Linked DNA regions of Homo sapiens: region 1 is linked to region 2. A link is a contact called in ENCODE Hi-C or POLR2A ChIA-PET data. All regions are on one chromosome and are shown on one strand. The core of a region is the stretch at or near the end of the contact, and the rest is flanking DNA. Distances in the headings are between cores, read along the strand shown.

Region 1 (7,123 bases), core at 2,636-5,135, 250 kb before region 2:
ATGTGTAACTTCGTCTCAAATAAATAAATGTGTATATCTCACTATTCATTATTATATGGCATTTTCCTGGACATTTTGTATACACATGTGTACTTAACAATGGAAGAAAAATATTCCAAATATAGTAGAAAAAAATTTTGTTCAGAGGTTTCCAACACATTTTATTTTGCAGATCACAGATTTAAAGCTTTTGAGGACCAACATCTCTATCAATTCCTATAAAATGTCCCATCAATTTCAGTTTCATAGCAGGCTCTTCTGTACTGCACACCATGCTTATAGTTGGAGGTCTGGTCACACATGCATAAAGGTTGCCCGCCCGTTGGTTCCTGGAGGTGGTCACGTCCAAGAAGCTTCATCTTCCCAGGGGAGGGTTCCTTTGGCAAGAAGTGGATAAGTTTACACATATAGCTTTGGTGCCTGTGAGCAGGAAGTGTCAGAAACTTTCAGGATATGCTGCTGTTTCTCTTATGAAGTCAGGGTCCTGAGGATCCAGTGCCCTTGTACTTAATGAGAACAATTCCTCCTCATTGTTTAGTGGGTTAAAATATAAGGAAGTCGGCCGGGCACAGTGGCTCACACCTGTAATCTCAGCACTTTGGGTAGCCAAGGCAGGCAGATCACAAGGTCGGGAGTTCGAGACCAGCCTGGCCAATATGGTGAAACCCCATCTCTACTAAAAATACAAAAATTAGCCAGGCATGATGGCGTGCACCTGTAGTCCCATCTACTCAGGAGGCTGAGGCAGGAGAATCACTGGAACCTGGGAGGCAGAGGTTGCAGTGAGCCAAGATCGGGCCACTGCACTCCAGCCTGGGCGACAGAGCAAGACTTCGTCTCAAAAAAAAAAAAAAAAAAAAAGGAAGCCTCGTTTTTAAGTAACACAGATAACACCTTTTTAACTCACCTATTTATTCTAGAACTACAATTTTTTGTCCTTTTTTTTTTGTTTTGAAAAAGAGTCTCACTCTGTCACCTATAATGGAGTGCAGTGGTTGCAGCTCGGCCCACCACAACTTTCGCCTCCCAGGCTCAAGTGATTCTCCTGCCTCAGCCTCCCAAGTAGCTGGGATTACAGGCACCCACCACCACGCCCGGCTAATTTTTGTATTTTTAGTAGAGACAAGGTTTCACCATGTTGGCCAGGCTGGTCTCGAACTCCTGGCCTCAAGTGATCCACCCGTCTCAGCCTCCCCAAGTGCTGGGATTGCAGGCGTGAGCCACATCACCCAGCCATATAAGAGCAATTTTAAAAATTAAATTAAACCCACCAGGAGGAACAAAAACTCCAGACGCGCACCACCTTTAAGAGCTGTCACTGCGAGGGTCTGTGGCTTCATTCCTGAAGTCAGCGAGACCACGAAACCACCAGGAGGAACAAACAACTCCAGACACTCCACCTTTAAGAGCTGTAACACTCACTGCGAAGGTCTGCGGCTTCACTCCTGAAGTCAGCAAGACCATAAACCCACTGGAAGGAAGAGACTCTGGACACATCTGAACATCTGAAGGAATAAACTCTGGACACACCATCTTTAAGAACTGTAACACTCACCGCAAGGGTCAATAGCTTCATTCTTGAAGTCAGCGAGACCAAGAACGCACCAAAAGGAACCAATTCCGGACACACTAGGAGTGGGGTGCTGGTGGGGCAGGGCACGGGTAGAAGTGAGGTGTGGGTAGGATCAGGGTATGCGTAATATTGAGGTGCTGTTGGAGTGGGCCGTGGGTAGCATGGGGTGCTGGCAGGGCTGGGCGTGGGTAGGAGCGAGGTTTGGGTAGTGGCTGGTGCTGCAGTGGTGAGCCATGGATAGGAGCGGGGTGCGAGTAGGGGCGGGGCTCAGGTGGAGTAGGGTGACTGCTGGGCCAGGCATGTGTAGGATGGGGTGCTGGCAGGGCAGGGCACTGAAAGGAGCAGAGTGTGGGTAAGATTGGGGTTCTAGTGGGGCAAGCATGGGTAGGATAGGGTGCTGCAGGGCGGATAGCAGCCGGGTGCTGCTGGGACAAGCACAGGTAGGAGAAAGGTCCAGGTAGGAGCTAGGTGCTGTGAGGTCGAAAGCAGGTAGTGTGTCCGGAATTGGTTCTTTTTGGTGGGTTCTTGGTCTCGCAGACTTCAAGAATGAAGCCGCAGACCCTCGCGGTTAGTGTTACTGTTCTTAAAGATGGTGTGTCTGGAGTTTGTTCCGTCAGATGTTCAGATGTGTCCAGAGTCTTTTCCTTCTGGTGGGTTCGTGATCTTGCTGACTTCACAGGAGTAAAGCTGCAGACCTTCGCAGTGAGTGTTAACAGCTCTATCAAGGTGGGGCGTCCAGAGTTGTTTGTTCCTCCTGGTGGGTTCATGGTCTGGCTGACTTCAGAATAGAAGCCGCAGACCTTCGCAGTGAGTGTTACAGTTCTTCAAGGTGGTGCGGACCCAAAAAGTGAGCAGCAGCAAGATTCACTGTGAAGAGTGAAAGAACAAAGCCTCTGCAGCATCGAGGGGTACCCAAGCAGGTTGCCACTGCTGGCTCGCATGGCCAGCTTTTCCCTTATTTGGCCCTGCCCATGTCCTGCTGATTGGTCCATTTTACAGAGAGCTGATTGGTGCGTTTTTACAGAGTGCTGATTGGTGCATTTACAAACCTTTAGCTAGACACAGAGCACTGATTGGTGCATTTTTACAGAGTGCTGATTGGTGCACTTACAAACCTTTAGCTAGACACAGAGTGCTGATTGGTGCGTTTTTACAGTCTGCTGATTGGTGCATTTACAAACATTTGGCTAGAGGGAAAAGTTCTCCAAGTCCCCACCCAACCCAGAAGCCCAGCCGGGCTTCACCTCTCAGTAGGAGCGGGGTGCAGGTAGGATCAGGGTGCTGGAGGGGCATGGGAGGGTAGGACAGAGTGCGGTAGTGAGAGGTGACAGAGTGCTGGCAGCCCTCACTCGCTCTCGGTGCCTCCTCGGCCTCGGCGCCCATTCTGGCTGTGCTTGAGCAGCCCGTCAGCCCAGCGCTGCACCGTGGGAGCCCTTCTCTGGGCTGGCCGAGGCAGGAGCCGGCTCCCTCAGCTTGCGGGGAGGTGTGGAGGGAGAGGCAGGGGCAGGAACTGGGGCTGCGCATGGCACTTGTGATCTAGCTAGAGTTCCGGGTGGGCGTGGGCTTGGCGGGTGGGCGTGGGCTTGGTGGGCCCCACACTCAGAGCTGGCTGGCCGGCCCCACCAGCCCCAGACAGTGAGGGGCTTAGCACCCGGGCCAGCAGCTGTGGAGGGTGCTCTGGCTCCCCGAGCAGTGCCGGCCCACCGGTGCTGCGCTCAATTTCTCACTGGGCCTTAGCTGCCTCCCCACGGGGCAGGGCTCGGGACCTGCAGCCCACCATGCCTGAGCCTCCCCCCAGCCGCCGTGGGTTTCTGAGCAGCCTGAGCCTGCCCAAGGGGTGCCGCCCCCTGCTCCACAGCACACAGTCCTATCGATGCTTAAGGGCTGAGGAGTGCTGGTGCGTGGTGTGGGTGTGCAGTGTGGGACTGGCGGGCAACTCTGCCCACGGCCCCAGCGCAGGATCCACTAGGCAAAGCCAGCTGGGCTCCTGAGTCTGGTGGGGACTTGGAGAACTTTTATGTCTAGCTACAGGATTATAACACCAATCAGCACTCTGTGTCTAGCTAAAGGTTTGTAAACGCACCAATCAGTGCTCTGTGTCTAATCTAGTGGGGACTTGGAGAACTTTTGTGTCTAGCTAAAGGATTGTAAATGCACCAATCAGCACTCTGTGTCTAGCTCAAGATTCCTAAATGCACCAATCAGCACCCTGTCAAAACGGACCAATCAGCTCTCTGTAAAATGGGCCAATCAGCAGGATGTGGGTGGGGTCAGATAAGGGAATAAAAGCGGGCTGCGGAGGCAACCGTGGTAAGCTGTGCTTGCATCATGTTTGGAAACTGTCGTACTGCGCGAAGCTTTGCAGCTTCCCTCCTTAAAGGCAGTGAGATGGCAAACCCACTGGGAGGAATGAGAAACTCCAGGCGCACCACCTTAAGAGCTCGTGACACTCACTACAAAGGTCTGCAGCCACTCCTGAAGCAAGCGAGACCACAAACCCACCAGCAGAAAGAAACTGAACACGTCCAAACATCTGAAGGAACTAGCTCCAGACACACCATCTTTAAAAACTGTCACACTCACTGTGAAGGTCTGCGGCTTTATTCTTTTAGTCAGTGAGACCAATTCCAGACACAAGACCATCTCATCTCAAGAGACCAGGACGTCCGGGCACCCCTAGAATGTAGCTGCTGGCAGAGCCTGAAGTCTATCCAGCTCATGCTCTTCCCTGATATCCTTGACAGATTGTGGGATGGTTCAGCCTCTGCAAGGACATGGCCAATGATGGGGGGCTGGTTTTGGGGGCAGCACTCTAGGCAAGGGAAGAAATAAAGTGTCTGGGAACTGGCGTGGTGAAGGGGCACTTTGTGGAGAAGATGTGTTCACATTTGGATGTGTCGAGGGTGGAATGATATGAGGAAAGTCAAAGGGTGCCCACCCCCAGAGCCTAGGTGTGGGCACAGCACTGCACCACGCCTTAGGGGAGATTGGACTCTGGGCAGAGATCCCAAGAGAAGCAGGAGTTGGAGTCTTGGGGGCCAGTGTGATAGGGAACTAACTTTACTTTAAAGCCAATTTGTCAGTAAGAAAAAACGAGGTGCACCTTGTAGGAGAAAAAGTCACAAGCTTGGTGTGCTTGAAGTCACAAGCCTTGCTGTGCTTGGTGAGAGGGATCCCGAGTGTACTTGAGGCACTCTCCTGTTTAAAAGGGGAACGGTGGTTTTCTTTTCTCAGTGTAGGTTAGTGTAAAAAATCTGCTTTGTAATTGCATAAGGTCTCAGCACAAACAAAATCACAGAAAATGTGAAATGTATTATAACAGTCAACTTGCTTAGAATGTAGTTGAACCTGCATGCAGTATTGAGACACCAGACAACTGTTTTCAGTCTCCACATTTCTTTCATTTCCTTTATGAAAGTTACATTAAGAAAAAAAATAACTCCCTTGAGTATTCTGATATTTTCGGTGAGTGAAACAGTAATCTCAGCAAAGTTCAATCTTGGTATCAGACAGAATTTCAGGTTGTTTCATCTAATTGCCACTTAATACCAAAGACATGATGTTTATTAGCATGTATTTCTAATGAGAAACTATTATAGTCGTCCTCAATTGTCTGAAATATGAAGCGGAAAAAGAAAATTATGAGCCCCAGATACCAGACCAGTTGCTGATCAGATAGAATATCGTGGTTCCAGCATATTATGAAATAAAAATTCAAAGACTGAATACCATGCAAAAGGTCAATATTCGGCAGCATCTGAGAAGTCATACATCTAGATAGACCTAAACTATAAGTGCAGAAGTGCTACAGTAAACTATATGGGCTTTCTACTAAGTACTGGCTAATTTTAAAACATACTGAAATTTATGTACATTAGTCTTTGTTATAAGAATTGAGAATCCGCATTGTATTATAAAGTTGATCTACAACAGTCACTTTATTATAAAATATTTTCGGCCTGGCGCGTTGGCTCACACCTGTAATCCCAGCACTTTGTGAGGCCGAGGCAGGCAGATCACCTGAGGTTGGGAGTTCAAGACCAGCCTGACCAACATGGAGAAAACCCCATCTCTACTAAAAATACAAAATTAGCCGGGCGTGGAGGCAGGTGCCTGTAATCCCAGCTACTCCGGAGGCTGAGGCAAGAGAATCGCTTGAACCTGGGAGGCGGAGGTTGCAGTGAGCCAAGATCTCACCATTGCACTCCAGCCTGGGCAACAAGAGTGAAACTCCATCTCAAAAAAAAAAAAAAAAAAAAATTCACCAGAAGGAAAGTGCTTACCTATTTGAACAACTCTGTACGGGTCTATACAGTATTCCAAGGCTCTTCAATAAGCACATGGTGATGACCCAGGTCAGTCGTGGCAAGGTTGGGGAATTAGAACAAACCTCTGTGGCAAACACAGATTATAGCTTGAAGTGAGCATCACGGATTTCTACAACAAACACTCTGACAAATATTTCCTGTGATAAACATCCACGTTCTCGAGGTGGGACAATTAACCCAAACTTTCCAAATTACATAAAAACTTTTGCTCTATCTAATTAAGCTGATAAATTCATTATTTTAAATGACAACATACAAAAGAAGTATAGATTTTTACTTAAAACGTATTGGATATGTGGGTATTCTCTTGTCTTTCTAAGCAAATGCTAATATCAGTTCAGTGCTTAACAATGTCAGCAGCAACTGGGCCCTCTAAGTCTCCTGCTACTGAAGTTTGAGGGATCAAGCCTCACCGTAATTTTGACAAAGACTAAATTCAAGATGTCTGAGGCTTACAATTTTCTTATTCTACTTAATGAGGTAGAGAAGTTCATTTGGAATTGAGCACTCCATTAGACTGTTTCAGCTAAATTTCAGGTGGCATTTTCTAACAATAAGAGCTGTTGATGCTTTGGAAGGCAACAGGTTTGCTTCACTGGAAGTGATGATGGCCTTCCAGAAAGGGTGAGGCAAGGTTTTCTAAGATCTCATCCAACTAAATGATTCAGAAAGCGCCAGCCTGGGGATTCCAGGTGCTTGTGACTCGGGGATCTTTCTGCCATCCCACCTCACCTGTTAGTCACCTTTTGAAATTGGGTATGATTGAAATGGAGTTTAGGGAATGCTGTAATAATATATCTCTTGCTTGCCTAATTCACAGAAACGTGCACAGGCAAACTGTGATGCTAAGTGGGGGCTTTGATCCTTTGATGCCGGGCCCTCCTCCCACCCGGAGCCATACCTATTTCTCCCTTGCCCGTTCTCCTGCCTCTGCGTTCAGATGTGCTTCAGGCCTGAGACAGGAGGAACCTATCAATGAAGGAGGAAATGTTCCCCAGCTCCTCAAACACGAGGCCTCCTTCTGCAACTCAACTTTCTGCTCCCAGGACAGGATAATCTGAAGACCCCACCGCTTCACCTCATCTGAAGACTCAGTTAAAGAGGAGCGGGCAGGCAGCTGGGGGATTCATTCTCTGGGAGTGGGAGCAGAAGGGAGCCCCTTGTCTTGTTTTTGTTCCTTCCCAGTTGACCCACAGCTGGAGTGCGGGCTGGGCAAGTAGGT
Region 2 (6,757 bases), core at 2,941-5,440:
ATGTGACTTTAGACATCGTCCTATCCTGCTGGAACCCAGGCTTCCTCAAGTCAAAAATGAGGGTACAAATACCTACTCCACTAACCTGTGAGGCCTACATAATCCCATAGAGTCCAAGATCCCCAGGAGGCATCTTTCTTGGTGCCTGGCACACAGAGGTATGCTGAACCCTATTGCTATTATTAAGAGTTGTGCCATTCATTGGGTAAAATTCTTTCTAGGGGTTCTAGGAAATACATCCTTTCTCAGATTTTCATCGGGGTAATTCAGGACCACATTCTGGTAGAGATCATCAGTTGTGAGTAACACAATTTGATGTTTGAAAAAACATGTATTGAAAACCTCCTGGGTAGCAGACATTGGGCTTGGATATGGGAGCTTGATGTTTAAAAAGACATGGTTCCTGGTGGTGAGGGAGACAGCATTTGGGAACTCCCTGTACTTTCTGCATAATTTTTCTGTGCGCCTAAAACTATTCTGAAAAATAGAGCCTATATATATTTTGAAAAGATGTGGTCCATCATTAGCCTGACTGTACCTTTGTACAAATTAGACAGAGGCACCTCTTTCTGAAACCAATTTTATTGCCAACAATCAGAAAGTTGTGCTAATAAATGTATATGTATTACATATATGTATATATTTATAAATACACATACAGCGACCACAATGTGAATGATGCTTCGGAATTGTGCAGCATAAAACCTTCACAACAGTGCACAGCAACCCTCTTTACCATCAGTCAACTGGAGGAAGCAGACACACAGTCTAACTGCTAGACTAACAGGCAGGATGAAACAGGTCCAATAACAGTGGGAAAAATGAGAAGGCAGAGGATAAAGAAGGAAATCAGCCCGGGAAGAAAAGTATATGGAAGAGGTGAAGAAAGAAAGGGGGGACTGAGGCGAATGGGGTGAAAGGCAGTGGTGGGTGTCACACTCCCGCTCTGCCACGTTTTGTTATTACTGCTTCCTGTGCACTGAGTATCTGTCGATGTACTCCTGGGCATGTCTCTGAGGACTGGGGATGCCCCTGGAGCCATGTGGTCTTGTGAAAGTAAGACATTGAGTTAAGCTTTCTAGCTCTGCTGGGACAACATTAGACCAAGAAATGGGTCTCTGCTCCGGTAGACGCATCACCACCATCTGAAACAGCTTTAAAACATGCTCTGCTCCCATAGAGAGAGAATGTCGTTGGCCCGCCAGCACGAGGGCTCCGGCAGGTTTGTTTCCCAGTGGTAGGAGACCCTTAGTTCATTCATGCCACCTCTTTTCCTAGATACTCATGGAAATATGTGCTTTGAGGATGGCTGACACCTGCTTGGTATCCACTGGTTTCAATGCCATGGCATTGGCCTTCTTACCCCTTTCACTAGACAAATAAGCTAAACTAGCCTCAGACCCACGCAGAGCTGCCACCTCTGTTCATTTCCCTGTGAGTCATCCTTAATGAGCTACAAAAACGCATGACCCAGGCAGCCATGCAGAAGCCAACACTAGAAATGCATGTCCTTCCCGCAGGGTGGTGCGGTGGGGGAAAGGAGAGTTCCGAATAAGCGCCTGCCTTTAACTTCCTGAAGTCAGGGTCAAATCCAGCAGCCACCTCAAACCACACCTTCACAGGAACAGTCATAGCTTTGCAAAGAACTGAGAAGAGACAGTTGTATGTGACCACATCCAGCAGAGGTTACACTCACATCCCAACCAACCCTGTAAAAAGACCACAGGAGAAAAGTCAGAGCGCCACACAACAGAACCAATGCAGCCTTGGCCAACTCATGGAGCATATCAGGAGATGTGGGCTTGGAGAGCCACATCTTTTTTCAATGTATATATAATTTCAACTTTTGCTTTAGAGCCAGGGGGTGCATGTGCAGGTTTGTTACATGGGTATATTGCCTGATGCTGAGGTTTGGGATACGTTGGATCCCATCACCCAGGTACTGAACATTTCACCCAATAAGTAGTTTTCAACCCTTACCCCACTCTCTCCCCGACCTAGTAGCCCCCAGTGTCTACTACTGCCAAAACAGTCAGATGTTGAAGATGGGTAGGAATCTCCATTTCCATTGTGCTTTTCCAGAAATATTCTATGTTCATGCTGCCTCTCAAGCTATATTGTTTGTGGTGACCGACATAAGTAACAAATAATCAAGAGCATCCATGGGAATGCTGCACACCAACAGCCAGACAAAGACTCCCTCCTCCAGACATCAGTGGTGAGTGGGCGGAGGAGAACCTGTTACATCTGCATGTTTGAATATTTCGTGAGCAAATAAACCTCCACCTAGGAAGATATGTGGATGGCAGATAGGCGCATGGAAGGCTGTTAAATGTCATTCATCATTTCAGAAATTCAAATTCAGTTACAAGGGGCTCTGCAGTCCTATTAGAATGGCTAAAACGGGAATGAAAACATCTGGCAATACCCAGTGTTGAAGAGGACACGGAACAACCAAAACTCTCATACGCGTTGCTGGCGAAAGTGAAAAATGGTAAACCAGTTTGGGAAACAGTTTGGTGGTTTCTTATTCAGTTAAACATATGCTTACCATCTGACCAAAAGATTCTGCTACTAGGCATCCCTTAACCAAGAAAGATGAAATCTTATCTTCACATAAGCATGAATTAATTTTCAATGCATTTAAGTGGAAGAAGCCAGACCCAACAAACTACCTACTGTAGGTTTCACTTATACGACATTCTGGAAAAGGCAAAAAATAGTAAGAACAGAGGAGAGATCAGGGAATACCAGGGGCTGAGGGTGGGAGGAGTCTGCCCCAGGGCAGCATGAGGAGGGACCCAACTGTTCAGCGCCATGCTTATGGTAGTGCTTATGGTAGTGCTTACCCAATTTGATGCACTGCACACCAGAAAGAGTGAATTTGGCCAGGTGCGGTAGCTCACGCCTGTAATCCCAGCACTTTGGGAGGCCAAGGTGGGCAGATCACCTGAGGTCGGGAGTTTGAGACCAGCCTAGCCAACCTGGTGAGACCCTGTCTCTACTAAAAAAAAAAAAAAAATACAAAACTTAGCCAGGCATGGTGGTACATGCCTATAGTCCCAGCTACTCAGAAGGCTGAGGCATGAGAATCGCTTGAACCCAAGAGGTGGAGGCTGCAGTGAGCTGAGATCACACCCCTGCACTCCAGCCTGGGCAGCAGAGCAAGACCGTTTGAAAAAATAAATAAATAAATAAAAAATAAATTTTACTGCACCTTTCTTTTTAAAAACAAAAAAAATAAAAACCCTACGTCAAAAGTAGGCATTTTAGTAGCTTCGGATCTGAGAAAAGTTGTTTTCCCACTGAGGAATGCCATAGTATTCTGTTTTTCAAGTACATAACGTTCCTAGAAGAGCCAAAATTAAACTTAAAAAAGAAAAACAAAAGAAAAAAAGAAGCTGATGTAATTGACAACTTTTATAGTCTCCTCGTTTCATTCAGGTCAGTAAAGGATCAGCAAAGAGAAGCAAACATTCAGCATGCCATGGCTGGGACCCTAAGCACCACACAGGCCAGGCTAGAAAGTGCCTCCTAGACCCAGCATGCTTTTGCTCACAGATGCGTAAGCTAAGGGCGTGTGAGCCGCAAAGTCGGGCCTGGGCTTCAGCCCTGCTACTGCGACTCTGCCGGGACAAAGGGAGGCACTGATCCCCACAGGCCATCCCAGACACTGATACATTTTTGACTTGCCAGCATCTTCGCTACCTTCTCTTTCATTTTCCTATAATCCCGTTTCCTTTCACAGCATGTTCCCTAGGTGAGGAACAGCAAGTACCTGTAGGTCTGGAACGAGGGCCCAGGGCCACGAAAACCAGCCATGGGATGGAACAGGAGGGAGAGAGGAGGGGATGGACATGGCTTCTGTGTCTGGGACCACACGCTTCATGTTTTTTCTTCCCTTGGCATTTCTGTCTTGGCACAAGGGAAGTTTCAAAACAGCAGGAGCGAAGTGTTTTCCAGCTATGGCCAGGCACCCCCAGCACTGAACACAAGAATGCTAAACAAAGTCCTATGGTCATTTTCCTTAGGCCCTCCCGCCCCCAGGCTTTCTCAGAGATTGTGGAACAATGGAGCCCATGATTTTAGGATGCAGCTCAGTCCCTGGAGGCACACAGGCATCCTCCCTCCACCTGTGTGTCCAGAATTGGCGGGTTCCTGGTTATCACTGACTTCTAGAACGAAACCACAAACCCTCGCGAGGAGTGTCACAGTTCTTAAAAGTGATGTTCCTGTTTCCAGTTTCTTTCTTCTGGTGAGTTCAGTTTCGCCGGCTCAAGAATGAAGCTTCAGACCTTCACAGTGAGCGTTACAGCTCTTAAGGCAGTGCCTCTGGTGGGTTTGTGATCTTACTGACTTCAGGAATGAAGCTGCAGACCTTTGTGGTGAGTGTTACAGCTCATAAAAGCAGTAGGGACCCAAACACTCAGCAGCAGCAAAACTTATTGCAAAGAAAGAAAGCACAAACTTCCTACTATGTGGAACCAACCCCGAGTGAGTTACCACTTTTGGTTCCTGCAGCCTGCTTTTATTCCCTTACCTGGCTCTCTCTCCCTGCTCCTCCCCCGCCATATCCTGCTGATTGGTCCATTTTACAGAGAGCTGATTGGCCCATTTTGACAGGGTGCTGATTGATGCGTTTACAATCCCTGAGCTAGAAACAAAAGTTCTCCAGGTCCCCACTAGATTAGCTAGATACAGCATGCCGATTGGTGTATTTATAAACCCTGAGCTAGACACAGAGTGCTGATTGGTGCATTTACAAACCTTGAGCTAGATACAGAGTGCCGATTGGTATATTCACAATCCGTTAGCTAGACATAAAGGTTCTCTAAGTCCCCACTAGACTCAGGAGCCCAGCTGGTTTCACCCACTGGATCCTTCAGAGAGGCCGTAGGTGGAGCTGCCTGCCAGTTCCGTGCTGTGCGCCCGCGCTCCTTAGCCCTTGGGCGGTCGATGGGACTGGCGCCCTGGAGCAGGGAGCGGGGCTCCTCCGGGAGGCTCGGGCTGTGCAGGAGCCCACCGCTGGGATTGGGGAGAGGCTCAGGCATGACTGGTTGCAGGTCCCGAGCCCTACCCTGCGGAGAGGCTGCTAAGGTCCGGCGAGAAATCGAGTACAGCAGCTGCTGGCCCAGGTGCTAAGCCCGTCACTGCCCGGGACTTGCGGGCCAACTGGCCACTCCGAGTGCGGGGCCCCCCGAGCCCACGCCCACCCGGAACTCGCGCTGGCCCGCAAGCGCCGCGCACAGTCCGGGTTCCCGCCTGCGCCTCTCCTTCCACACCTCCCCGCGCAAGCTGAGGGAGCCGGCTCTGGCCTTGGCCAGCCCAGAAAGGGGCTCCCACAGTGCAGCGGCGAGCCGAAGGGCTCCTCAAGCACAGCCAGAGTGGCCACCAAGGCTGAGGAGGCGCCGAGAGCGAGCGAGGGCTGTGAAGGCTGCCAGCACGGTGTCACTTCTCACCTGGGCCTGGAGCGGCATCTTACTCATTCTGTATTCTCAGGCACCAACAAATAGCTTGGGATGTCACGGATGACTCAGCTAGATGTGCTTAAAAATTAAATGCACGGTAACGGGGCTAGGACTGCCACCCCTGGCTCCACTTCTCAAAGGAAGGGAGCAAGAATTCTATCAGAGATACAAGGTGGCATTTTGGGGGACAGAGGTTAACTCAGGTGGACTATTTTCACTGAGCATTTGGATGACATACACTTGGGATAAACATTTTACCATTCCAATGAGAAGAACCCTAACTGCAGAGCTGGGAAGTAGTACAGGGAAGGAGCTCAGTACCCTGCGGCCCAGCAGGAATATGCCGGGCACTGTGTGTGCATGCTCCATCCATTCTTTACAAAGCGGCCTTGCGGTGCCTGAGACCCCTATGGGCAAGCTGAGCAGTGGAGGAAGACACAAGAAGAGGCAGCAGCCCACGAAGGGCAGCAGGAGGGCCACCGTGAGGGACGGAGCGCTGTGACTCATCTCTCCACCGACGCCCAGTTTTCATCTCTGCGGGCTTGATCAACTCAGCTTTCACGGGGAAAACGCCCAGGTCAAACACAGTTCTTCAGTTATTAGAAACACTGTGGTTTCCCCCAGTTCCCTGGTCTGAGCCACCGGCATGAACTGAACACAAGGCAATCCGCCAGCAAGCTGGTCTCATTTGTTTTTGATTAGGATGTGTTGGAATGGGAAAGAAATGTTTCTTTATCAGTTGAGGTATTAATAGACCGACGGAGGCCTACAGAGCTGCAGAGGCAGGATTTCGAGTCCAGGGGCTCCTCTGAGGCGTTGGCAGGGGCAGCGCATCAGCAGCCGTGACACTGCCCTCGCCGTGTGGCATCCTCTTGAGTTCCGTCCTTCAGCGCAGTTCCCTCCCAGGACAGGCCAAGCCTCATCTCATTCATGAGCTGGGAAGCTCCCATGGAAAGTCCACATCCTTTGGCCTCCGTGCCCAGCTCCAGGCCCAGGAGACGCCTGCTGCGCCAGCTGTGCTGCTATCTGGGCACGCATTGTGTGGTGGTCACAGATCTAAGTTTCTGTTTCTGGGATTCACAGGCAAACAGTCGCATCCATTTGCCACCACATACAAGTGCTGAACCAAACAACGCCTGCTGACTGGACTCTGAGTAATATCTGGCTGTTTCCCTAAATCAATTTCACTGGAAACAACTGTGAATGTTCAAGAGAATGTGTTTCATTCTGCTCTGGAATGAGTCCAGGAGAGAGCACCAGGGGTCTCAGCTAGGTGCAGGGAATAGAAA

The links. A loop is a pair of places that touch in the nucleus more often than their neighbours do. ChIA-PET counts read pairs that join two places held with the same protein, here RNA polymerase II (POLR2A). Pooled maps may share reads with other maps.
Region 1: a loop to region 2 is called in a pooled map, with 2.7 times the contacts of the local background. The contact joins the promoter of LIRIL2R here to the enhancer-like site in region 2. A Hi-C loop is called at or near these places in 4 of 168 maps with a recorded cell type or tissue (CD4-positive, alpha-beta memory T cell, CD8-positive, alpha-beta T cell and naive thymus-derived CD4-positive, alpha-beta T cell), 1 of 37 single-sample maps with no recorded cell type and 11 of 50 pooled maps. POLR2A ChIA-PET finds 5 or more read pairs at or near these places in 3 of 52 experiments (GM12878, activated CD4-positive, alpha-beta T cell and activated naive CD4-positive, alpha-beta T cell).

What each region holds. Positions count from the first base shown.
Region 1 is chr6:176,510-183,632 of GRCh38, forward strand. It overlaps LIRIL2R (lincRNA regulator of IL2RA), which reads left to right and starts at 3,886. Exons shown (of 2, transcript XR_926349.3): 1 at 3,886-7,123. It overlaps LINC03066 (long intergenic non-protein coding RNA 3066), which reads right to left. Exons shown (of 8, transcript NR_126020.1): 7 at 5,857-5,965; 8 at 4,957-5,186.
Region 2 is chr6:430,646-437,402 of GRCh38, forward strand. No RefSeq gene overlaps it. Among named protein-coding and RNA genes, the nearest start is that of IRF4, 42 kb to the left of the region's middle. RefSeq lists an enhancer at 4,098-4,327 and silencers at 4,101-4,265, 6,130-6,330. Within about 2 kb of position 4,191, at least 2 of the 41 ENCODE cell types and tissues checked have a DNase peak (open chromatin) inside an H3K27ac peak, as active enhancers do; they include GM12878, where a contact is called at or near this core.